Regions from separate parts of the Homo sapiens genome. Here regions 2 and 3 are each linked to region 1. A link is a loop called in an ENCODE intact Hi-C map of the cell type or tissue named here. Cell type or tissue: endothelial cell of umbilical vein. All regions are shown on one strand. Links, peaks and the distances in the headings refer to the core of each region. The heading gives the core; the rest is flanking DNA. Region 1 overlaps LOC102723321 (a long non-coding RNA gene). Region 2 has its middle 25 kb from the start of GJA8. Region 3 has its middle 51 kb from the start of GJA8.

Region 1 (8,333 bases), core at 1,809-6,808:
CCCTCCAGGTAGGAGCAAACAGACCTGCAGATAGCACAAGAAGAATGGACTCCAACCCTAGGAGAAGAGATTGTATTCAGCCCTGATTATGAAGGTGGTTCAGCACTGTCACTGATTTCCAGGAAGAAGCACCATCACCTTCTTCACAAGTCTTTTAAAACTGGCATACTGAAAATTGCTTCTTTTTTTTCTTCTCTCTAGTGGCAAGGGGGGGAAATGAGGAGACCTTCCAATGTCTTCTCTACCAAGTGAATCTCTGACTCTACAAGTTTCCTTCCCAAGACACTGTGGTCCAGGGCTACCTCCCTTACAGCCTACATGACAACATGTGCAAATTATTTGTCAGCATCTAATTGCAAGAACGGTGAGTCCTCCGTGCCTCATTGGAGGCCATAAATGGGTAATTGGAGCCACGGTTAGTGGGCTGAGGTCACACTTTTCTGCTGGTTAAGATGCAGACACCACAGGCATAAGCCGTCCCCTTTAAGACTTTTACTGGCTAAAAAGGGCAAGAACACTCTGTTCCAAGAAGCAGAAAGCAAAAGAAACACAGACTTCCTTGCTCCTGGTGTTTAGATCTATGAGCCTACTCTTATCATATCTCAAGTTTTAATCCCAAAGACAAGATCAAGATCATGTCCATACTTCTTAGGCTTAAGGCAAATGGAATCTTCTGGGATCCCAGGCTTAAGAACTCTTGTGGTGGGCTTGGAACAATAGCCTCCACGGACAGGAGAAAAGGAGAGGGAATCCACTACCAACCATGCCTAATTCTCTCCCACTGAAGTCAGGGCATGAAGGCAACAGCTGAGTGCAGCTTCACTTGAGCTCTGAGAGTCCCAGGACTGGGGATTTTAATCTTTCTTTCTTTCTTTTTTTTTTTGAGACAGAGTCTTGCTTTCTTGCCCAGGCAGGAGTGCAATGGCACGATTTTGGCTCACTGCGACCTCTGCCTCCCAGGTTCAAGCAATTCTCCTGCCTCAGCCTCCCGAGTAGCTGGGATTACAGGTGCCTGCCACCACGCCCAGCTAAATTTTGTATTTTTAGTAGAGATAGGGTTTCACCATGTTGGCCAGGCTGGTCTCAAACTCCTGACCTCATGATCCACAGGTGTGAGCCACCACACCCAGCCTGGGGATTTTATTCTACAGCAAAAAATTAGACCTTGGCCTGGGAGATCTTGGAATGGCATTTGCTCTCTACATCCAGAGGGAAATCTCTGAAAGCAAGAAGACTGAGAGCCTCATATTTTGGTCTGATTATAAGCAAGGTCTAGAGTTTGTAGTGCACCCCAGGTATACATTCCTTCCTCTTCTAACAACTTATGCATCCTTGATCCACACTCCCTACCTACCTCACAAGACCAAAAAGGTCTTGCTTTTCTTTTATTTTGAAAGGTGTTTCAGTCATGTCCAAGATATAGTATTAGGTGGTCTATTGAAAAAAAAAAAGTCGTAAGACACAAGATCAAGAAACTTTCTGCCAAATATGCTGTTAACTCAGACACCCTCAGACATGTCACTCTGAAATAGAGGTATTTCCTTGTGTGTAAAAGTGAGGTACAATACCCTGTACCTGTCCTGATAATTTAGCCATTGATGTTCAAAGCCTAATTCAATAATGATATGGTTAGGCTTTGTGTCCCTACCCAAATCTCATCTTGAATTATAATCCCCATAATCCCCATGTGTCAAGGGAGAGACCAGGTAGAGGTAATTGAATCATCAGGGCAGTTTTCCCCATGCTGTTCTCGTGATAGTGAGTGAGTTCTCATGAGACCTGATGGTTTTATAAGGGGCTCTTCCCCCTTTGCTCAGCACTTCTCCTTCTTGCCACCGTGCAAAGAAGGTGCTTTGCTTCCCTTCACCTTCCGCCATGATTGTAAGTTCCTGAGGCCTCCCTAGCCAGGTTGAACTGTGAGTCAATTAAAACTCTTTCCTTTATAAATTACTCAGTCTCAGGCAGTTCTCTATGGCAGTATGAAAACGTACTAATACAAATAACAAAGGTTTTATGTTTCCTCCCAAATTAGTGTCTAGAGTCAACGTTAGCTCCTAGGGTCAAGCTATTATACAGGATTAGAGGCATTTAGGAGATTACAACTTTTCCCTGGTTTTTCAAAGATTAGTCACATGTTCACTTGGCTGAATACACAAGGTAGAATGGACAGGACTTGAGGCAAATAACCTTGTGGTTAAGAGTACTCAGGTTCAGATTTTGGCTCCACCACTTGGCAGCAATGTGACCCTCTATTTCTATATCCTTCTTGCTTTTAAAATGAGTATAACAATGGTAGTTTTTGGTTGGCTATGAAGATTGAGTGAGATATATGTCATATTTGGCATGTAGTGAGTGCTAAATATTCTCTATCATATATATTGTATATAATATACAATATATACCTCTCTATATATACATACATAGCTAAATATACAGAGAGATAGATATATAGATACAACGAATCATGCCATTTATGCTGAAGATAAAAATTAAATTATAAATGGGAGAGTACTCTGAAAGGAGATAAGATTTCACAATGGAAACATGGGTTCTGATGATTATAGCTCTAACTATTGTGCCCACCTTCATTGCCTCCTTTGAGCAAGGCCACCAGATACAGCCAAGCAGTTTGGGCACTGCACACATCCAAAGGCACCATTCACATATAACCTTCCCTTTGTACCTGAGAGCACATGGCAACTACTCTTCAGGTAAGCCTGTGCTTCCCTCACAGTTGTTCCTCCCAGAGTCTGAGGAACAGCACCTGCTCTATAGAGCCATTCACTCATTAGTCCTTAATTCAGTGAAGGTATACTGAGAACATACTCTGTGCAAGGACTGGGCATACAAAGATAAATGAAACACAAACTCTGCCCTGAAGCTCCTGGTGGCTAGGGAGAGAGTCCTGTGCACCAAGAAGTAGAATGCAATGTAAAGAGTGCTAAAGTGCATCTATGTACAAGAGATTAGAGGATTGCCAGCTTTCTTTCTACATGGCAGTGGTCATGGACAGGGGTAGTGTGGGGATTCACAGAAGCAAAAATGAGACAAGTCTAACTCTCTTAAAAAAAAGTTCTCATAAACACCATTTTTAAAAGTCAAGAAAAAGTCAATGGGGTACAGTTTCTTCAGAGAAATCCAGTGGGGATCTTTTGTTGTGGCAGGAAGGGACTCTACTAAGAACCTCTAGCAGAGGCACCTCTGGTAGAAGGAAGGTGCAAAAATAGCTCCCCTAATACCAGCCCAGACCAGAAGAAAGGACAGGGATTTATCACTCATACAGTAAATTTGAAATGTAGATTCTTACCTAACATGAAGATTCCCTTCTCAGGGGATAGACCAAATTCCCTTCTCGGGGGATAGACCAAAGCCCGCCAGCTTTAGACAGATGCCTTCTCTTTGCATCTTCATAGCCTCTTTGAGAGAGGTGAACTTGGAGTCAGGAGATCTGAGATGGAATTTTAACCTTGTCCATTTGTTGTTTTGTGATCTCAGGCAAGTCAATAAGCCTCAACTTTGTTGTCATAATAAGAATTAAGAATGGTCATAATAAGATGGTCTTCACAAATTTGTTCTTTGGACACCAAACACCTTAGTTATTGTCATATGCTCTGGGATAGAGGTGAGATCTTAGGAAGGAGGCAGAGACAGCACAGAAGTCCCTCCATTCACAAACAGGGTCTGCCCACCATCCTTTAAGGAGCCTCTGCAGCTTGTTTATAAAGGAGATCTTGTCCTGAGAGCATTATGCTCCTGAGCTGGCCAGCTCAGCCCTTCCCTGGCTCCAGCGCCTTCATTTGTAAAGAAGGAATTCCAAGGCTATCAAAAAGGAAGTCAGATTGTTTTCGGAAAACAATAGCAAAGTAACTACAAGTCATTAGCTTCCTCTTTGGGGCCTGAAGTCAAGCTTGTCTGGGTAGCTGAAAGGACCGGTAGCACTGTTTACTTAAAGACCTCTGGACAGTACCTATAAATTAATTCCTGTGCATGACTTTCTGGAATGAGAGGAGGTGAGTCATGGAAGTGGGAGGATGCCTAAGAGTAGAGATTTCTGTTTCTTAGGACACAGCTAAATCTCTGATGCTGGCCTTGCCTTTTCTGGTCCTCTGGGTGAAAGTTTCATTTGGATATGTACGTGCACCTAACAGACATCTGCTGTCTGAGATGGCTCTTAATGAGTTTTTTTCCTAGAGCAAAAAGAAAAACAACAAAATATCTGTTTCCTGTGGGTCTCCTGAACGCCTCGAGGAAGCCAAATGCTTCTGAGACAGGTGCTGTAGAAATTGCCTTTTGAACAGGAATTTCCTCAGTGACAGGAGCAGACCAAAGCTGGGAATTGTGAAATTCATCACTCCTTAGAGGACTGTCTCAGTGTCATACAGATATCAAGGAATCACAGATACCAGAACACTGGAGCTTGAAGAGAAACTGAAGATCAAGTGGGCCAGATGAGAACATTGAAGCCCAGAGAAGGCAAGCAATTTATCTAAGGTCAGGAGCAGAAGCCAGATCTCCCAAAGAATCAGGAAACCTGGGGACTTCCCTGAGGGTAGAATGGGCCAGTTATTGATCATAGATATTCCTATGATGCTGTTAGAGCACTTAGCTGAAAGTCCCTGGAGCTTAAATTACTAAAATCTAGAGAAAAGGCATGGTTTCTTGACCTCTCTAGATCCTGGAACAGCTTGTATCCAAGAGCTACACATGATTCTAGACCCTAAAGTTTTCTGAGAAGAGATGCAAAACTTCTACTTGAGCTGTTTTTAAACATCTTTGGTAAAATCACGAGGATCTGTTGAGCTTAATGATTTGAAATTTAGTCCAAAGATTATCAGTATTACCTGCCTGGACCCCTAGAAGATTTTTGGTGGGCTTCATGGAGCATAGAAACCCCTGTGTTCATTTCAAAGCTTTAGGGGAAGAGGGACCACAGTCTTGATCTATTCATAAAGCACTCTTGACCCAAAAAAGATTAAAAGTCACTGTTCTAGGTATAGGAGGTCAAAAAAGATTATTTCACATCAACCTCCAAAGTAATTGAAACAACCACCAAAATGCCAATATGTTCTATCCCTTCCCCAACCTAGAAGCCTCTTATTGAACAGGTTGAAATCTGTTCCATAGGCATAAGGCCACTTCTCAGTTCAGAGTCTTCACCTGTCAAATATAAAAAGGTTTTCTGAGATAAGCATGCTTATTCCTTCCTTTCGTAACTTTCCCAAACTCAAACAGCTAGCCAAGACTGGCACCTCTCATCATGCCTAGTCCAGTATTCTTTCTGCCACCTCAGAAGGTTTTTAAGGATTTATTAAGCACCATTTCTAGATGGTCCTGAAATGGTCCCAAATACTACAGGAGCTATAGGATTACAGGAACTGTCCCTGAATGCAATACGTTTGTAAATGTGGTAGGTAAATGAGTGCATGCCCCTGAAATGAATTATTTCCTTAATGCCTTTCCCAACAGTGTGGACAAGGGAAGTGAGACTGGAGGAGTGCTGGGGGAGACATGAACCCTGGCATAACTGCCCCATCCCTGGACAACTCCAGCCAGCTTGACAATCAATGAGCAGTAATATTCAGTAACTAGGTGCCAATTTCTAAGACCCCTCCGATCTTGAAACCCCTTTGACTGTGTGCTGGGTTAACAAATAAAGCATAAGCCAAAAGACTTGTTCACCAGTTTGTAATCTACTACAAAATAATAGAGATTTTTCAAATAATTAGTGAATAAAGGGGAGGGGGCAAGTAAGCAGGTCTCCAAACTGAAAATAGTTGCATCCTAAAAGCTTCAATGTAAATTGGTGGTGTGGAATTTGGAGCATGTTTTCCCATAGAAATAATGTTATAAAGAGTAGTTAGCTTCCCAGGCTAGCCCATAAAAGCTTATTTCAGGCATAATGTTGCTCAACTACAGTGTTGAGAGTACTAGAGAAGCTAACAACCTAGTTAACATGGTCTCTGGATGGGAGAGAATGATGCCAAGTTCTGGCTGGGGACTCCAGGAATATATCTCCCTCTGAAGAGTTTCAGATTCAAGCGTCTCCACTCCATCCCTGCAATGAGGATGGCGTCTTCCTGTCTCCCTGTCTTCATGGGGAAGGGAAATAATATTTATTGATCACCTAACTTTATTAATGCAAGGACTGACCCACTCAGCATTGTCCCTTTCATAAACTAATATCCGAGACCAACCACAGAAAGAAAGCTTTATATTTTTCAAACTGTTCCAGTCTTTTCCTAATTAGAAAAAGTAATAGCGTATTATTGTAAAAATGTAGGTAATATAGAAGAGTCTAAACATGAGATAAAATCACATATAAGTACTATTAAAATACTGATAGCTTTCTACCACATTTTTGTACTTATAAATGTTTTTAAAAAATTGGAATTGTATTATGAACACTTTTTGGTAATCTGCTTTTTTTCACTTAACGATGTGTCAGAGACGTTTTCTATGTCAATAGAAATACATCTTCTTCACCTTTTTAATGATTATCAGGAGTGTAGTCAAAGAGAATGGCACCCAAAGGCAATGTAATGTGTTTGTATCTTTTCTTTCCATAAGGATGTTACCACTGCACTAGAATTATCAAGGACTAGTATCTGTGCAGTACTCTTTAGACTAATGTCAGGGTATATATATCACCTCCACCCTTTGCTAAGTACCTGGGTTACACAGTTTCCTGCTCTTGGATTTACCAAAATTCATTTAATGCCCTATTATTGAGCACTTCAATTTTGGGTGAATATAAATATCACCATATTGAATGTAAGTGGTGCCCTTTTAATTTCTAAGACAAAGCAACTTGCTGTTAACCCATTTCTTTCTCTGCCCCAAATAAGTTACTCCATGTAATTCTGAGCTGTCCTTTCAAAGCCTTGCAAACAGCTCATGGGAAAAAGCAGAATTTCTGAACAAAACAATTCAAAACAAAACAAAAAATACTAGCTTCCTCCATTCAACCAACCCCTTCTCTACCATACACATAAGACGCAAAAGGAAGTGTGCTGAGCGAGTGGTGAAACACTAGGGCAGATAAGAATAATCTTGACAGGTTCGGAGAAAACCCCTCATGAATCTTGGGAGAAGATTTCTATGGGTAAATGGGGTAAAGGTTCAAATCCTGAAGGGCTAAACCAAACTTTGCAAAAGCTCACCACCACCACAAGCCTGTTACCCCAGAACAGCCAGCTGTGCCTCATGCCTCCAATCCTGCTCTGGTTTCTGTGAATTCACACACAACCCTGGGATTGAAGTACCAGCTCTGCCTGTGGTGGGAAGGACGTGTGTAACTGACAAAAGCTGATGAGGCAGAGAGGGACCAGGGAAATGCAGGAATCAGGTCTCAGGTCCTATCTCTAACACTTAAAGAATTGAGTGCCCTTGGGTTAAGCTACATCAACTGTGCCTTCTACTTTTAAATTTTAATATCTCTATGATTCTAAGTAATTGGTTATCTCCATACCAAGCCAAAGCTTGGAAGAAGTTGAAATTTGTCTTAAGTGCCCAACTGTATTTACACTTGTAGCTCCTCCCTTTCTTTACCTATACAGCACTCTGGGGAGCATGAGAGATATTCTTAGGCCATTTTTTATTCCAGATGGTGCTGCGGTATTGAAAACTTAAGGGTATTCCAAATAAGGAAAATACAAATGAGCAACACTTGGAGGTGTGTTTCAATTAGGATGCTACCAGCCATCAGTAACAGAAACCCCAGCTGGAGTCAAACACACTGACCACTACACTGTGGGAATGCACAGAGGGTGTCAAAGTTAATGGATGGCCCACTTACAGCTGATCCATTTATTTATTCATTTATTCATGTATCCACTGATTTTAAAAACCCACTGAGTTTGGGACTGTGCTAGGAACTAGATATACTAGTGATTCAGACATGGCATCTGAATTAAGAAATCAAAACCTAGGGGTTTTATAAATATCAATGCTCCCTGACCCCTCTGAGAGCTGAGTGATGTCACCAACTTAGAATCCCACAAGACTAGCTGGAGACCTAGTTGGAATAAAAATGCTGCCTTGTTTTAGACCATCAAGTCTATGATAATACTGCGATTTCCAGGAATCTATCTGGATTGAGGGAGCTAGGCAATGCATGCTGACATGGCCTGTAAAAGGGATTGAGGTGGAGCTCTGATCGCAGGAGAGTATAGAATGGAAACCAGAAACTAGGAACCATGGACATCTGCATCTATTCACCCTCCATACAAGGGGGTGTAGGGAGTTCCCATTTACCTCCAGGTCTGGTTTATGAACTGTGGGCCTGCAAGCAGCCTAAACATGATTGTTGATGCTCCAGTGGACCTGAATAGGCA
Region 2 (8,333 bases), core at 2,075-7,074, 96 kb after region 1:
CAGTTTCATCCATGTCCCTACAAAGGACATGAACTCCTCGTTTTTTATGGCTGCATAGTATTCCATGGTGTATATGTGCCACATTTTCTTTATCCAGTCTATCATTGTTGGACATTTGGGTTGGTTCCAAGTCTTTGCTATTGTGAATAGTGCCACAATAAACATACGTGTGCATGTGTCTTCATAGCAGCATGATTTATAGTTCTTTTGGTAAATACCCAGTAATGGGATGGCTGGGTCAAATGGCATTTCTAGTTCTAGATCCCTGAGGAATCACCACACTGACTTCCACAATGGTTGAACTAGTTTACAGTCCCACCAACAGTGTAAAAGTGATCCTATTTCTCCACATCCTCTCCAGCACCTGTTGTTTCCTGACTTTTTAATGATTGCCATTCTAACTGGTGTGAGATGGTATCTCATTGTGGTTTTGATTTGCATTTCTCTGATGGCCAGTGATGATGAGCATTTTTTCATGTGTCTTTTGGCTGCATAAATGTCTTCTTTTGAGAAGTGTCTGTTCATATCCTTCACCCACTTTTTGATGGGGTTGTTTGTTTTTTTCTTTTAAATTTGTTTGAGTTCATTGTAGATTCTGGATATTAGCCCTTTGTCAGATGAGTAGGTTGCGAAAATTTTCTCCCATTTTGTAGGTTGCCTGTTCACTCTGATGGTAGTTTCTTTTGCTGTGCAGAAGCTCTTTAGTATAATTAGATCCCATTTGTCAATTTTGGCTTTTGTTGCCATTGCTTTTGGTGTTTTAGACATGAAGTCCTTGCCCATGCCTATGTCCTGAATGGTAACGCCTAGGTTTTCTTCTAGGGTTCTTATGGTTTTAGGTCTAACATGTAAGTCTTTAATCCATCTTGAATTAATTTTTGTATAAGGTGTAAGGAAGGGATCCATTTTCAGCTTTCTACATATGGCTAGCCAGTTTTCCCAGCACCATTTATTAAATAGGGAATCCTTTCCCCATTGCTTGTTTTTGTCAGGTTTGTCAAAGATCAGATAGTTGTAGATATGCGGCATTATTTCTGAGGACTCTGTTCTGTTCCATTGATCTATATCTCGGTTTTGGTACCAGTACCATGCTGTTTTGGTTACTGTAGCCTTGTTGTATAGTTTGAAGTCTGGTAGTGTGATGCCTCCAGCTTTGTTCTTTTGGCTTAGGATTGACTTGGCGATGTGAGCTCTTTTTTGGTTCCATATGAACTTTAAAGTAGTTTTTTCCAATTCTGTGAAGAAAGTCATTGGTAGCTTGATGGGGATGGCATTGAATCTATAAATTACCTTGGGCAGTATGGCCATTTTCATGATATTGATTCTTCCCACCCATGAGCATGAAATGTTCTTCCATTTCTTTGTATCCTCTTTTATTTCACTGAGCAGTGGTTTGTAGTTCTTCTTGAAGAGGTCCTTCACATCCCTTGTAAGTTGGATTCCTAGGTATTTTATTCTCTTTGAAGCAATTGTGAATGGGAGTTCACTCATGATTTGGCTCTCTGTTTGTTATTGGTGTATAAGAATGCTTGTGATTTTTGTACATTGATTTTTGTATCCTGAGACTTTGCTGAAGTTGCTTATCAGCTTAAGGAGATTTTGGGCTGAGACAATGGGGTTTTCTAGATATACAATCATGTCATCTGCAAACCGGGACAATTTGACTTCCTCTTTTCCTAATTGAATACCCTTTATTTCCTTCTCCTGCCTAATTGCCCTAGCCAGAACTTCCAACACTCTGTTGAATAGGAGTGGTGAGAGAGGGCATCCCTGTCTTGTGCCAGTTTTCAAAGGGAATGCTTCCAGTTTTTGCCCATTCAGTATGATATTGGCTGTGGGTTTGTCATAGATAGCTCTTATTATTTTGAGATACGTCCCATCAATACCTAATTTATTGAGAGTTTTTAGCATGAAGAGTTGTTGAATTTTGTCAAAGGCCTTTTCTCCATCTATTGAGATAATCATGTGGTTTTTGTCTTTGGTTCTGTTTATATGCTGGATTACATTTATTGATTTGTGTATATTGAACCAGACTTGCATCCCAGGAATGAAGCCCACTTGATCATGGTGGATAAGCTTTTAGATGTGCTGCTGGATTCCGTTTGCCAGTATTTTATTGAGGATTTTTGCATCAATGTTCATCAAGGATATTGGTCCAAAATTCTCTTTTTTGGTTGTGTCTCTGCCCGGCTTTGTTATCAGGATGATGCTGGCCTCATAAAATGAGTTAGAGAGGATTCCCTCTTTTTCTATTGATTGGAATAGGTTCAGAAGGAATGGTACCAGTTAAATATAGTGTGGAGGAACAAGGAGGAATCCATACTATATTTTCATCCTGCTGCTGTCCCCTGAATCTAGGTCCCTGGGCCACTTGGATTGTTATGTAATCTAACTATTCTCCCTGCCTCCCTGACCCTATAACTACCCCAGACTGATTATTCTAAAACATCACTTAGCACATCGCAGCTCCACCTGTGAGACTCAATGTCAAGGGAATCAAGGGCAAGCTCTTGAGCCTGGCTTCCTGAAGGAGCTTTCCACGCTGGTCCACCCATTCCACTGCCTCCCGGTTCCCTCCTCTGCCCTGTCCCAGAAGCCTGCCATTACCATGCCCAGTGCTGCCTTCTCCTTCTCTGTTTACCCAAGTGTGGGTTACCTTCCAAGTACAGTTCAGTCCAGCTCCATCTCAATAAGAGCCTCAGTGCTCTGTAGCCACGCCTTCCTCCATAATTCTGTAACTTTTTTCTGTACTATTCATTTAACCTTTATTTTTATTCATGTAGCCTTTATTATTAATAACACCAAAGAATGGTGTAAGCTAGTGTAAACTATTTATTGATCACTTATGTGCCAGATTTTTTTACATATTTATATACTTTACATAGTTATTAATCCTTAGTCATTAAATCTTACTAAATTCCCATGCAATAGGTATTATAATCCTCACTTTTCAAATGAGGAAACTGAGGCTCACAGAGGTTATCCTACTTCTCCAAAATCATACCAGCCAAGAAGGAGTACAGTTGGAAATCAAATTCAGGTCTGTGAAATTCCAGGGTCTCTATTCTTTTTGTATTATATTATGTGACTTCTCATTCACACCATCATTATTCATTCAACAAATAGTCCTGGTGTACCTATTATGTGCCATGTGTTGTAATATGTGTTATAACAGAGTTAAAGATGAATTACAGGCCAGGCGCAGTGGGTCACACCTGTAATCTCATCAACTTTGGGAGGCCAAGGTGGGCGGATCACAAGGTCAGGAGTTCAAGACCAATATGGTGAAACCCCATCTCCACTAAAAATACAAAAATTAGCCAGGCGTGATGGCAGCCACTTGTAATCCCAGCTACTTGGGAGGCTGAAGCAGAAGAATCATTTCAACCTGGGGAGTGGAGGTTGCAGTGAACTGAGATCGCACCACTGCACTCCAGCGTGGGTGACAGAGCGAGACCGTCTCAAAAAAAAAAACCAAAAACCAAAACAAAACAAAAAGGTGAATTAGACACAAATTCAGGTTACATAGAGCTCTGAGATATGCTTCTTTATGTTGCCATTTCTCTTTTTATGTACTTTCTGTCTTTCCATGCCTGGTATAACCATGTCTGAACATAATGGATCTTTTCCATCAGGCTATAAGTGACTGAGGTCAAGGATGGGAGGTTTTCCTTAAGCACTGCTATATTGTTAGTATTTAACACAATACCTGTCACAAAGTAGTCTGGGAAAACACACACACTGTTTCTCCACCATCTCACACACTTCTGGCCCAAGATGTATGAGTTTTTTCTACAATTCTCCAACTCTCTGAACACCAGATGGAAGCCCTACAATTTAATTCCATTCTGCCACTATCTACCTGGAGTTAATGTCAGATCCTACAAGTTAAGGACTCATTCCAACAAGACTATCTCCCCACTTCAGATGCCAATTGCAAGTTTGGGCCTCTGATACTTCTGACCAACCAGCTATAAATCAGAGGTTCCCACAACCTTCTTCTCAGTTTTAATAATTTGCTAGAATGGCTCACAGAACTTAGGGAAACACTTTACTTATGTTTACTGGTTTGTTATAAAGGATCTAACTCAGGAACAACCAGATGGTTGTTCCTCTCAGAGGCCACCACCCTCCTGGCACCTTCAGGTGTTGAGCAGCCTGGAAGCTCATCAAATCTTGTTCTTTAAGAGTTTTTATAGAGCTTCTTAATCTTCAGTCCCCTCCCCTCTGCCAAGAAGTCAGTGGGTGAGACTGAAAGTACCAACCTTCTAATCATTTTGTCCTTCTGGTAAGCAGCCCCATCCTGAGGCTATCTAGGGGTCCCTAACCCTAAATCACATCATCAGCATAAACTCCAGTGGGACTGAAAGGGCTCCATATGCATAACAAAGGACATTCCTATAATTCTGGAACTTCCAAGGGATTTAGGAGCTCTGTGCCAGGAATAAGGGACAAAAACCAAATGTATTTCTTATTATACCACAGGTAGGTACTCAAGAAATATTTGCTGAACAAGGGAATAAATGAGTGAATGAATGAAAGAATATTAAAAAGGGATGAGGATATGAAAAGTGAGGAAGGTGAGAAAGAGAACAAAGTTCTCCATTTCCATGTCCCAAGATTCCCAAGGGAGCAGTGCATAAATATATAGTAGCAGTTTGAGAACAGGAAGGAATTTAGTGCCAGTGTTACTGCTTAGGGGATGGGTGGGAGTCAAATCTTTCCCTTGTTGGAGATCTGGCCCACAGGGCTGATTGGCAGACCCTGTACAATGTCCCCACTTCCACACCAGGAAGAGAGGACTTCAGGTCCAGGGTTCCCAAGTTCAATAGCCTTTTCTTTTTTGCCTTAAAAAAAATTGCTAAGGCATGAGATACTTCCGTTCTCCATTGGCATCTTTGCACTGTGCCCAGAGAAACAATCATATCATGTTCAGGAAGGCCAGGGCCTGCAATGGTGGGGAAACAGGAACCGTCCCCACAGATGTCCTCCCCCCGGGGGGAAAAGAGCTAGGGGCTGGGGAAAAAAAATACTGTGTGAAAAGGAAAGCCAGACTTCCCCAGAGCCTCCAGGGTGAGGGCCTGGCACTTCCAGCATCCAGAACGACCCTCAGCCATAAAGTCCAGGAACAGCACATTATTCTTAAACATACACACTTTTCCTTCCATATCCCCATCCTCCTACACGCGTGTGCACACGTACACAAAACACACACAAACACACACCCACACACAATTCCTGGATGAAATTGGACCAGGAGGCTTTGTGCTGCTGAGCATATTCCAACTCCTTAGCCCAGAGGCCAGGCCCTCACCAGGAAAGTGTCCATCCCCCTCTGGAATACATCTCCATACCCCCAGATCCAGCCTGACCTTCCTGCCCACTGTCCCCAAACATATGTTAAGCCCAGTTTAGTCCAATCCATTCTTCTCTTCCCCTTCCACATACTCCCTTCCCTCTTCACTGATTAGCAAGGTTTTCCCCATAGGTTCTCAACCGAGAGCATCTCAGCCAGAGCTACCTCCTCTTCCTTTCAAATTTCAATAGCACTTCTTGTCCAAGTCAGTGCTTCCTCACCTTTTTCAGGGATTAGAAAATGATCATATTTGTACAGCACATAAAGCTGATGTCAGCCAGGTCCATAAGCCCAGAGACTCAAGATGCCTGGAGGACAGAGGGGATCAATATCCCTGACACACCCCACAATCCCTTCAAAGTCACCGCACACACAAGTGATGGACAAGCTCAGGTCTACAGACTTCCTGACTCTGCTACAGAGCATTCTGCAAGCCAGTTGGGGAACTAGAAAAGAGGTATATAGGAAAGTCCTTGCCTTTGAGGAGCTTCCATGCTAGTTTAAGAAATGAAATATACCTGCATGTATAAGTAATATACACCTGCACAATCATTTTTAAATTATTTGTATAACAGAATATGGCCTTTGGCATCAACAACATATGGAGGTTCAAATTCCGGCCTTGCCACTCACTTGATGTGTGAACTTAGGCAAGATAGTATCACCTCTGTGATCCTACTTTTCCCACCTTTGAAATAGGGTAATAAATATCTACCCTCATAAGGTCGTGTTTTTAAATAACCTTTATTGAGGTATAATTTCCACACAGTAAAGTTTACCCATTAAAAGGCCCCACACAGTGGCTCGTGCCTGTAATCCCAGCACTTTGGGAGGCCGAGGCAGGAGGATTGCTTGAGCCCAGGAGTTTGCAACCAGCCTGGGCGAGATGGCAAAACCTCATATCTAAAAAAAAAAAAAAAAAAAAAAATATATATATATATATATCTATATATACTAGCTGGGTGTGGTGGCACATGCCTGTAGTCCCAGCTACTCAGGAGGGTAAGGCTGGAGGATCCATTGAGCCTGGGAGGTCGAGGTTGCAGTGAGCTGTGATTGTGCCACTGCCCTCCAGCCTGGTGACAGAGCAAGACCCTGTCTCCAAAAAAAAAAAAAAAAAAAAAAAAAAGCCATACAATTTAATAAGTTTTCACAAAGGTATAGGATCATATAGTCATTACTATAACCAAGATAAGAACATTTCTATCACCTCAAAAAATTCCTTCTAGCCTCTTTACAGTCAATACCCACCCTTGATTCCTTGTCCCCTGGCAGCCATGGATCTGATTTCTATCACTATAATTTTGCCTTTTCTAATTTTTCATATAAATGGAGTCATAAAATCATAGTCCTTTGTGCCTGGCCTCTTTAACTTAGGATAATATGTTTGAAATTCATTTATGTTGTTGTGTGTACCAGTAGTTTGTTCCTTTTTGTTGCTGAATAGTATTCCATTGTATGGATATACCACAATTTGTTTACCCATTCTCTTGTTTGTGGACACTTGATGAGTAAAGCTGCTGTGAAGATTCTTGCACAACTCATTCTACAGACATGTTTTTATTTCTCTTGGGTAAATATATAATAGTTAAATTGCCTGGTTATATAATAGGTGTATGTGTGACATTTTAAAACTTTCAAAGACTATTGCCAAGTGGCTGTACCATTTGAAACTTCTAACACCAATGAATGTGAGTTCAAGTTGCTTCACATCCTTGCCAACATTTGGTGTTGTCTTGTTAATTTTACCCATTATGATGGGTATATAGTGAAATTTTATTGTAGTTTTAATCTTTATTTTCCTGGTGACTAGTGATGTTGAACACATTTTTATGTGCTTATTAGTCATTCATGTATCTTCTTTTGTGAAGTCTCTATTCAGATCTTTTGCCCATTATATTTGTTGGATTATCTTTCTATGATTGATATGTAAAAGTTCTTTATATATGTGAAAGGAATTCTGTGTCAAATCTATATTTTACAAATATTTTTTTCCTAGACTGTGGCTGGCTTTTTCATTTTAATGGTGACATCTTTTGATGAGCAGAAGTTTTGGACTTTGATAAATCTAGTTTATCAACTTTTTTTTATTATTGGTTAGTGTATTTTGTGACCTCTTTAAAAAATATTTTCCATCCCAAGATCACAAAAAAATATTCTCTGAAGGTTTCTTCTAGAAGTTTTATAGTTTTAAATTTTATGTTTAGGTCTATGAGCCATGTCAAATTAATTTTGTGTAGTAATATGGGGTAAGGGTAAAGTTTCATATTTTTCATACATTTATTCAGGTGTTTCAGCACCATATGGGGAAAGGTTTTCGTTTCCTCTACTGATTTGAGTTGTTGATTTGTCAAAAATCGATTGATCATATATGTATATCTCTTTCTGGACTCTATATTCTGTTCCATTCATCTATTTTTTTCTGTGTTTACATCAATACTACATTGTCTTAATTACTATAGTTTTAAAATATTTCTTTCTTTTTTTTTTTTTTTGAGACGGAGTCTGATGCCAGGCTTGAGTGCAGTGGCATGATCTCGGCTCACTGCAACCTCCGCCTCCCGAGTTCAAGCGATTCTCCTGCCTCAGCCTCCCGAGTAGCTGAGACTACAGGCGCATGCCACCACGCCTAACTAATTTTTGTATTTTTAGTAGAGATGGGGTTTCACCATGTTGGCCAGGATGGTCTCAATCTCTTGACCTCGTGATCTTCCCACCTCGGCCTCCCAAAGTGCTGGGATTACAGGCATGAGCCACCATGCCTGGCCTAAAGTATTTCTTTAATAGATAATGAAAATTCTCCAAATTTGTCCTTTTTCAAAATTGTTTTGACTATTAAAGTCCTTTGCATGTCCACATATATTTCAGAATCAAAATGTCAATTTACATTTAAAAAATCTTCTAGGATTCTGATTGGGATTGCACTGAATCTACAGATCAATTTGGAGAGAATGGGCATCTTAGCAATACTGATTCT
Region 3 (8,333 bases), core at 1,244-6,243, 69 kb after region 1:
TTATAAAGTGCTTAGTGTTTTCTTTTTCTTTCTTTTTTTTTTTTTGAGATGAAGTCTCGCTCTGTCACCCAGGCTGGAGTGCAGTGGCACTATCTCGGCTCACTGCAAGCTCCGCCTCCCGGGTTCATGCCATTCTCCTGCCTCAGCCTCCCAAGTAGCTGGGACTACAGGCGCCCGCCACCATGCCTGGCTAATTTTTTATTTCTAGTAGAGACGGGGTTTCACCATGTTAGCCAGGATGGTCTCAATCTCCTGACCTCGTGATCCACCTGCCTCAGCCTCCCAAAGTGCTGGGATTACAGGCGTGAGCCACCACACCCAGCCAGGTTTTTTTAACAATAACATGTTTTCTATTGAAAACTTAAAGTAAATTTTAACACCAAGTCTCCCAATTTTGGGTGAAACAAGCACACCCTCCTTTCCCCTCCCACCCTCACCGTTCTTTTCACCATCTCCTGGAAAGATCAAGAAGGAAGGGTTTGAGGGGGCTGGTTAGGTGCCCAGGCCAGGTGGGCCTGTGGGAGCTCTGACCACTCATCTAGCAGCAGTTAAGCATTTATCTGAAATGGATGCTGCAGATGGATGGAGAATCCTTCTGCAAAGACTAGCACAGTCTGAGGTGATGCCAGGGAGCTCTGCCCCACATTTCAGTCCCCCAAAGCCATCCCACCATGCTACCACTTTCTTTGAGGCCCAAAGAGCTTCTGTCTTCTCAAAAGGCCCCCTAGTAAAAATGGAAGTATTTCTGTAGGTGTTAAGCATATCAGCTAACACTTTTCTTATCAGCCACAGCACCTTTGTTATCAGCGAACACCTTGGCTCAAATTACTTGACAACTTTCAGAGTGTGTGTGCACAGAAGAAACCCCTGTTTTGTCCCTGGTAGAGGAAGGTGAAGGGTGGCAATAAGGGTTTAGGGAATGCAAAGTGAACAGGGAGAATTTTTAGAGGAGACCCAAGATAATGCTTTGCTTGCCCTGCACTCATGAGAGAGGGGACAGGGGGAGATGCAAGAGGTGCGTGTGTTCGTGTGTGTATGTGTTTGTGTGTGTTATATAATCTGTGTAAGGACTCCTGGGAAGCAGACATCAAGTTCTGAGAAGAGGATTGCAGAGAAGTTTGCATGGCCTGAATGGGGAGTGTAGACCCTCAAGGGATGCCTGAATCTGTTGTTGTAAAATGTTTTAAATCAATCATTTAAAAAATTTATTTAATAACTAGCCTCTCTCCTAATACCCAATTTGTACTTGCTTCACTTATGAAAAGCCATTTGAATATTTACCTTCCAAATCAGATCATTCTGAGCATCCAGTCAGTAGTTACACTATGAAAAACTTGTTAACAGGCAAGAGAGGCTATAGTTTATAGCCAGCACCTGGTAGCTGGGAACAGTGAGCTATGACAGATGCAGGGGGAGGGGATGTGTCCTGTTTCAGGGGCTGATCGTTGATACCAGATCCTGCTCCCCAAATCACACCTCTCAAATATTAGCTCAGCGTAGATGGCATCCACACCTCCTCTCTCTCATAGTAAGGGAATCAGGGGCATCTCCAGGTGTATACTCCACCTAGCTCTCAGCATCATTCACTCCATTTTGTTCTCCTAAGTTCTCCTAGGAATCTTCCACTAATATATTTTAGTGTGGCTCCAGGGAATAAAAGAGACAAAACCAATGGCTTACTGAGAATAATATTTTAAGTGATATTTAATGCTTCAGATAATTGGTCATAACAAGATAAAAGGTCAGTTTACCAAATTATAGATACAATGTTATCCCAACACTATAAAAATATACTGTTACGTATATATGTATATGCAAAAGAAAATACATGAAAATATTAACCTGGTTAATATTAACATTAACAATGGATATCTCTGCGCACTGAGACTGAGGGTGACTTCTGTTAGCTTTCCTCAAGTCCATTCACTTCTCTCCAGGTCTTTGGCATCACCTAGTCATGTCACTATCATCTCCCTCCTGATCTTCTACAGTAACCTCCTAAATGATCAGCCTGCAGCTGGTCTTACCAATTCACTCCCCACACAGAATCAAGACTGAACTTCTTCAAATGCAAATCTGGTGACCATGGAGACAGGATGACAAACTGGCACCAGCTGCTTGCTCCTTCCATGAAACCCAACCCTAGAGATGTCCAAGAAGCAAACGTGAGCTTATTAGATTCAATGCTTATTGCAAAAACTATTTTTTTGGTTTGTATGCTTGTTTGTTGATTGGTAGGGAGTTAAAGGTTGGTTAGGTTTTGGAGTTGTCACAAGGACAGAAAATGGCAGCCTACAGCAGACAAGGGCTAGAAACTTTGGACAGTATATTAGCTTCCTATTGCTGTGTAACAAATTATTGCAAATTTAGCACCTTAAAACAACATACTTTTAGCGTCTCTCAGTTCCTGTGAGTCAGGCATCCAGACATGGCTCAGCTGGGCCCTTTGCTCAGGGTTTCACAAGTCTGTGATCAGTGTCTGGACTGCATTTCTTTCTGGAGCTCCAAGTTCTCCTTCTCAGCTCATATAATTGTCAGCAGAGTTAGTTCCTTGCGTTTGTAGGACAGAGGTCCCTGCTCTCTTGCTGGCTGTCAGTAAGGGCCACTGTCAGCTCCTAGAGGCCCCCACAGTTCCCTGTCATATGGCTTTCTGACAACCTGGCCACTTACTTCTTCAAAGCCAGCAGGGAAGCTCACTCTATCTCCATCTTACTAAGATGGAATCTTATATAATGTAATATAATCACAGTGTGACTATTCCACCATATTCACAGGTCCTACCCACATTCAAGGGGAGGAGACTATAAAGGGTGTGTATACCAGGAGACAGGAATCCTGGGGATCATCTCAGAATTCCACCTACCACAATTTGACCTCTGGCCTCCAGTAATTCATATTCCTCCCACATGAAAAATACATTCACCTTATCTGTTACAGGCTAAATTGTGTCGCGCAAAATTCATACATGAAAGTCCTAACTCCCAGTATGTGACTGTATTTGGAAATAGAGTCTTTAAAGAAGTAATTAAAGGTCGGGCGCAGTGGCTCACACCTGTAATCCCAGCACTTTGGGAGGCTGAGGCAGGCAGATCACGAGATCAGGAGATCAAGACCATCCTGTCTAACATGGTGAAAGCCTGTCTCTACCAAAAATACAAAAAACTAGCCGGGTGTGGTGGCACACATCTGTAGTCCCAGCTACTCAGGAGGCTAAGGCAGGAGAATCGCTTGAACCCAGGAGGCGTTGATTGCGGTGAGCCGAGATCACGCCACTGCACTCCAGCCTGGACAACCGGGTGAGACTCCGTCTCAGAAAAACAAAAATAAATAAATGAATAAATGAATAAATAAATAAATAAATTTAAACACAGAATGACTCAAAATATACGTTTGCTTGTTTTTGAAAAAAAAAAGAAGTAATTAAATTGAGATCCTTAGGATGGGCCCTAATGTAACATGACTGGTGTCCTTATACAAAGTAGAAATTTGGGCATAGATGTATACAAAAGGAAGACCGTGTGAAGACACAGAGAGAGACAGGCATCTATAAGCCAAAGATATGGGCCCTCAGGAAAAAAAAAAAACCCTGCCAATACTTTCATTTCAGACTTCTAACATCCAGAATTGTGAGAAAAATCATTTCTGTCATCCAGGTCACCCAGTTTGTGGTACTTTGATTTGGCAGCCCTAGCTGACTAATACACCATCCCAGCATCTTCATCCCATTACATCATCAGCAAAATCTCTTCATCAAATCTCATCTCATCAGCTCAAAATCCAAAATCTCATTATCTAAATCATATAACTCAGGTACAGACAGGGATCCTGGGTACAGTCTATTAAGTACAATTCCTGGGGCACAATTTCTCTCCATTTAAGAACCTGTAAAACTTAAGAGACAAATTATCTACCCACAAGGTACCCAACATACAATGTTCAGATAGACATAGGATAATTGCTATAGACATCCTGGTTCAAAAATGGGAGAGATGAGAGATAAATAAAGGAGTCACCTGTCCATCACAGTATTGAAATTCAGCCAAGCAAATATTACATTTCCTTGATTAAGTTTCAAGGAATGGGAATAGAGACTGTTTAGCTCTCTAACCTCTGAACTCTGCACTCTGGTCTCTGAGTCATCTTTCCTTTTTGACAAAAGGTAGCTCATGTTTGCAGCTGAGTCATTTTAATCAGTCCACTTTCTGCCAGTAGCTCAGAGTCCTCTTTCAAGCCTGGTGTAGAAAGCTAGAACTAGCATATAGAGTGAGGAGGGCATATTTGCAGGTGAGGGGCTAGCAACGAAAATAGGAGATTGGTCTCGTACAGGAACACTGGTCACATAATTAAATATATTAAAGATATTGAGAGCCAGGTTTCTTACCATCAGAAAATGGATTAACAAATATGAAAAATGAGAAATATAGAATGAACTCTGTGGTTTTGGATTGGAATTGGAAGTATCCGTTTGCAATATATAGAGAGAAATATAAAAATATAGATATAAACGTGTGTGTATATCTATATATATTTCTTAGCTATGTCCACTGAGAAGTCCTGGGAAGTGAAACACCCCAAAAGCAAGAACCAAACCTGTTGCCCAGATGCGGGCTTCTCAACATCATTCTCTACTTGAAGGAACCAGGCCTCTTCAGAGAAATGTCTTGAGTTTAAGGCTTGGGCAGGGAAAGTATGAGGTGAGCTCATAACATTTTTTCCCCTCAGAAGGCAAGAAAGTACTCAAAGAATGATAGGACTATATCAAAAGCACACAAACACCAGCTTGAAGAGGCTTCCAATGGCCAAACTGGAGACAATTTGAGTATCAAAGAATGATAGTAACAGATCATAATTCATTGAATAAAATAGGAAACCATGAGCCCATACAGGTATAAAACAATAAATAAATTAATTAAAAGTTTGTTCAGGAATAGAATAGTTACAAAGCTTCAACATTTTTCACACAAAATATTCATTAATTACAAAAAGAAGTAACTTGAAACCGGAGACTAGTAGACATCATCTTAATAAAGCAACTCTTGGCTGGGAGCGGTGGCTCATGCCTCTAATCCCAGCACTTTGGGAGGCTGAGATGGGTGGATCACCTGAGGTCAGGAGTTTGAGACCAGCCTGGACAACATGGTGAAACTGCATCTCTACTAAAAATACAAAAATTAGCCAGGTGTGATGGTGCGTGCCTGTAATCCCAGCTACTCAGGAGGCTGAGGTAAGAGAATCACTTGAACCCTGGAGGCAGAGGTTGCAGTGAGTCAAGATCACGCCACTGCACTCCAGCCTGGGCAACAAGAGCAAAACTCCGTGCCAAAATAAATAAATAAATAAATAAATAAATAAAGCAACCAAAATTGACATCATCAATAATGGGAAAAATTGAAGTTTTGCACTACCTGGCATGATGCACTGAGAAGAACACAGTATCACTTCTATGTTATTCTTTCCAAAGATGCATAACCCAAGTCTATTCTGAGGAAACAGCAGATGGCTCTGAATTGAGAGACATTCTACAAAATAACTGGCCTACAATCTTCGAAAGTGGCAAGGATATGACAGTCAAGGAAAGATGAGGAACCATTTCAAATTGAAGTTAGCCAAAGATGTGATACATGCAGCATTTTGAACTGGATCCTCTTGCTATAAAGAGTATTATTGCAACACTTGGCAAAACTTGGAATGGGATCTGATAAAAATGATTCATCAAGGTTAATTTTCTTTTTTCTTTTTTTTTTCTTTTTTATTTAAGTCACAGGATTTCACTCTGTCACCCAGGCTGAAGTGCAGTGGCACAATCACAGCTCACTGCAGCCTCAACCTCCCAGGCTATAGTGATCCTCCTGCCTCAGCCCCCTGAGTAACTGGGAATTGTATTGTATATACTATATATAGTCTATATAAGCATATGGAAGAATGTCTTTGTAGGAAATAAACACTGAAGTTTTTGGGATAATAGGGAATCAGGTTAGCAGCTTATTCTCAAAGGGTTAAGGAAAAACAGTTACTTCTACCATACTTGTACGTTTTTAGTGTGACTGTAATCCTTTAAAAATATTTAATTTAAAAGTATACTAATAAATAAACGGGCCATGGTTTGACTACTTTTGGGCAGGCTGTCCTCTCACTCCAGCTTGTAGGCCATTTCAGGGCCTGTTGGGTTGGAGACCAATAGTTCGTTGCCAGTCTCAGGCAGGAAAATTGAACTGATTTTGTCCATGCATCAGCAGCTGCCTGAACGTGGCTCAAGATTTCCTGCCTGGCCACATTTCTGGTTAAACTTCACTGACAAATCATTCTCACTGCTCTCAAAATATTTCCCCATGTGTAACGGAGTCACCAAATCAAAGACTTAGGTCTGGCTCTAAAATCTCTCACATTCTTTAGACTACAGCTCTCTGTCTGTCCCTGAATCTTCCTAAACCAGCCAGGCACCCAGGGCTCCTCAGGAATGATTTACTTGCTATTATATTGTGGGGAATGTGGCTGACTTTTGCAAGAGATTTCCTGTCTTCTCTCAACAAGTGACTAAACTGGTTACAGCTAATTCTGCTGGGAAGTAACCAGCTGTTTTTCCACAATGCTGCAGCCATTTCCATGAATTAATTTGGGAGTATTGTAGACCCTTGAAGCAGCATAAGGCTCTGGTGCCTATAGCTTTAGTAGGATTTAGCATCCTCAGCAATGGGCTGAATATAAAGAAACATAAAATCTATTAACGGCTGCTCCTGAAAATGCCTGTGCAGTCTTGGGTGAGGTAAAGAATCTCCCTATTCTTATGAGTGATGAAATGATAGCACCACTAACCCATACCTATTGTCAAGGTGTGTGTGAGGATAAACAGAGTGTATTTGGAGAGTATTGAATTCTATATTAAGAGAATGTAGTATAGCCATATTGCCATATTTATTCAGTGTTAATAGCAGGAAGCAATTTAAAATCCTAGCCCTGCTAAATAAAGGAAGAATTATTATTACTAACAATTACATTTAGATAATAGTTTGTGTTCAGCCACTTATTTATATACTCAGCACACATTCACTGAACACATACTCTGTGCTGGTCACTGTATAGGCACAAAGGATGTAACTGTGAACAGGACAGCACAGTCCTTGCCCTCATGGTGCATAGAGCCAAATGAGGAACTGTGCAACTAGCCACTTCTTGCAAGTTTGAGGAGTAATAAAAAGAAAAAAAAAGAACTTAATTTTCAATGAAAATGACTATTATTATTAGGCAAGTGAAAAAAAAATCATAGGCTTGGAAGTCAGAAGAGGATTTGAGACCTGGATCTCCTGCTTACTGCTATGTCAGCCTCAAAAAGTTACTTAAATTCTGGTCGCCTGGGCAAGATGGCCAACTAGTGACAGCTCCAGGCTGCAGCTCCCAGCGAGATCAACACAGAAGGTGGATGATATCTGCATTTCCAACTGAGGTACCCAGCTCATCTTATTAAGACTGGTTAGACAGTGGGTGCAGCCCACAGAGGGCAAGCAGAAGCAGGGAGGGGTGCCACCTCACCAGGGAAACACAAGGGGTCAGGGAAGTCCCTCCCCTTGCCAAGGGAAGTCGTAAGGGACTGTACCACGAGGAATGGCGCATTCTGGCCCAGAAACCATGCTTTTCCCACAGTCTTTGTAACCCGCAGACCAGGAGATTCCCTCAGGTGCCTACACCTGGGTTTCAAGCACAAAATTTGGTGGCCGTTTGGGCAGACACAGAGCTAGCTCCAGGAGTTTTTTTCATACTCCAGTGGTGCCTGGAACGCTAGCAAAACAGACTGTTCACTCCCCTGGAAAGGGGGTTGAAGCTGGGGAGCCAAGTGGTCTAACTCAATGGATCCCACCCCCATGGCTAAGACCCACTGGTTTGAAATTCTTGCTGCCAGCACAGCACTCTGAAATTGACCTGGGATGCTAGAGCTTGGTGGGGGGAGGGGCATCTGCCATTACTGAGGCTTGAGTAGGCGGTTTTTCCCTCACAGTGTAAACAAAGCCGCTGGGAAGTTCAAAATGGGCAGAACCCACCACAGCTCAGCAAAGCTGCTGTAGCCAGACTGCCTCTCTAGATTCCTCCTCTCCGGGCAGGGCATCTCTGAAAGAGAGGCAGCAGCCCCAGTCAGGAGCTTATAGATAAAACTCCCATCTCCCTGGGACAGAGCACCTGGGAGAAGGGGCGGCTGTAAGCGCAGCTTCAGCAGACTTAAACGTTCCTGCCTGCCAGCTCTGAAGAGAGCAGCGGATCTCACAGCACAGCGCTCAAGCTCTGCTAAGGGAGAGACTGCCTCCTCAAGGCACCTCCTCCAGTGCCTCCTGACTGGGAGACAC

Evidence for each region. A loop is a pair of places that touch in the nucleus more often than their neighbours do. Peaks named below come from ENCODE experiments on the same cell type or tissue, not always from the same donor. Only the 100,000 strongest peaks of a DNase experiment are listed, where the experiment ranks them.
Region 2: it touches region 1 in a loop (6-fold over the local background); 5 of 110 quality-filtered maps call a loop at or near these places.
Region 3: it touches region 1 in a loop (3-fold over the local background); 5 of 110 quality-filtered maps call a loop at or near these places.

What each region holds. Positions count from the first base shown.
Region 1 is chr1:147,777,360-147,785,692 of GRCh38, forward strand. LOC102723321 (a long non-coding RNA gene) reads left to right here. Exons shown (of 3, transcript XR_922079.4): 2 at 202-364. Among named protein-coding and RNA genes, the nearest start is that of GJA5, 21 kb to the left of the region's middle. In endothelial cell of umbilical vein, for the core only: no CTCF peak of the experiment used is centred there; a DNase peak (open chromatin) is centred at 3,902; H3K27ac peaks cover 990 bases.
Region 2 is chr1:147,873,310-147,881,642 of GRCh38, forward strand. No RefSeq gene overlaps it. Among named protein-coding and RNA genes, the nearest start is that of GJA8, 25 kb to the right of the region's middle. In endothelial cell of umbilical vein, for the core only: no CTCF peak of the experiment used is centred there; a DNase peak (open chromatin) is centred at 4,952; H3K27ac peaks cover 1,688 bases.
Region 3 is chr1:147,847,224-147,855,556 of GRCh38, forward strand. No RefSeq gene overlaps it. Among named protein-coding and RNA genes, the nearest start is that of GJA8, 51 kb to the right of the region's middle. In endothelial cell of umbilical vein, for the core only: no CTCF peak of the experiment used is centred there; DNase peaks (open chromatin) are centred at 2,418 and 4,128; H3K27ac peaks cover 2,723 bases.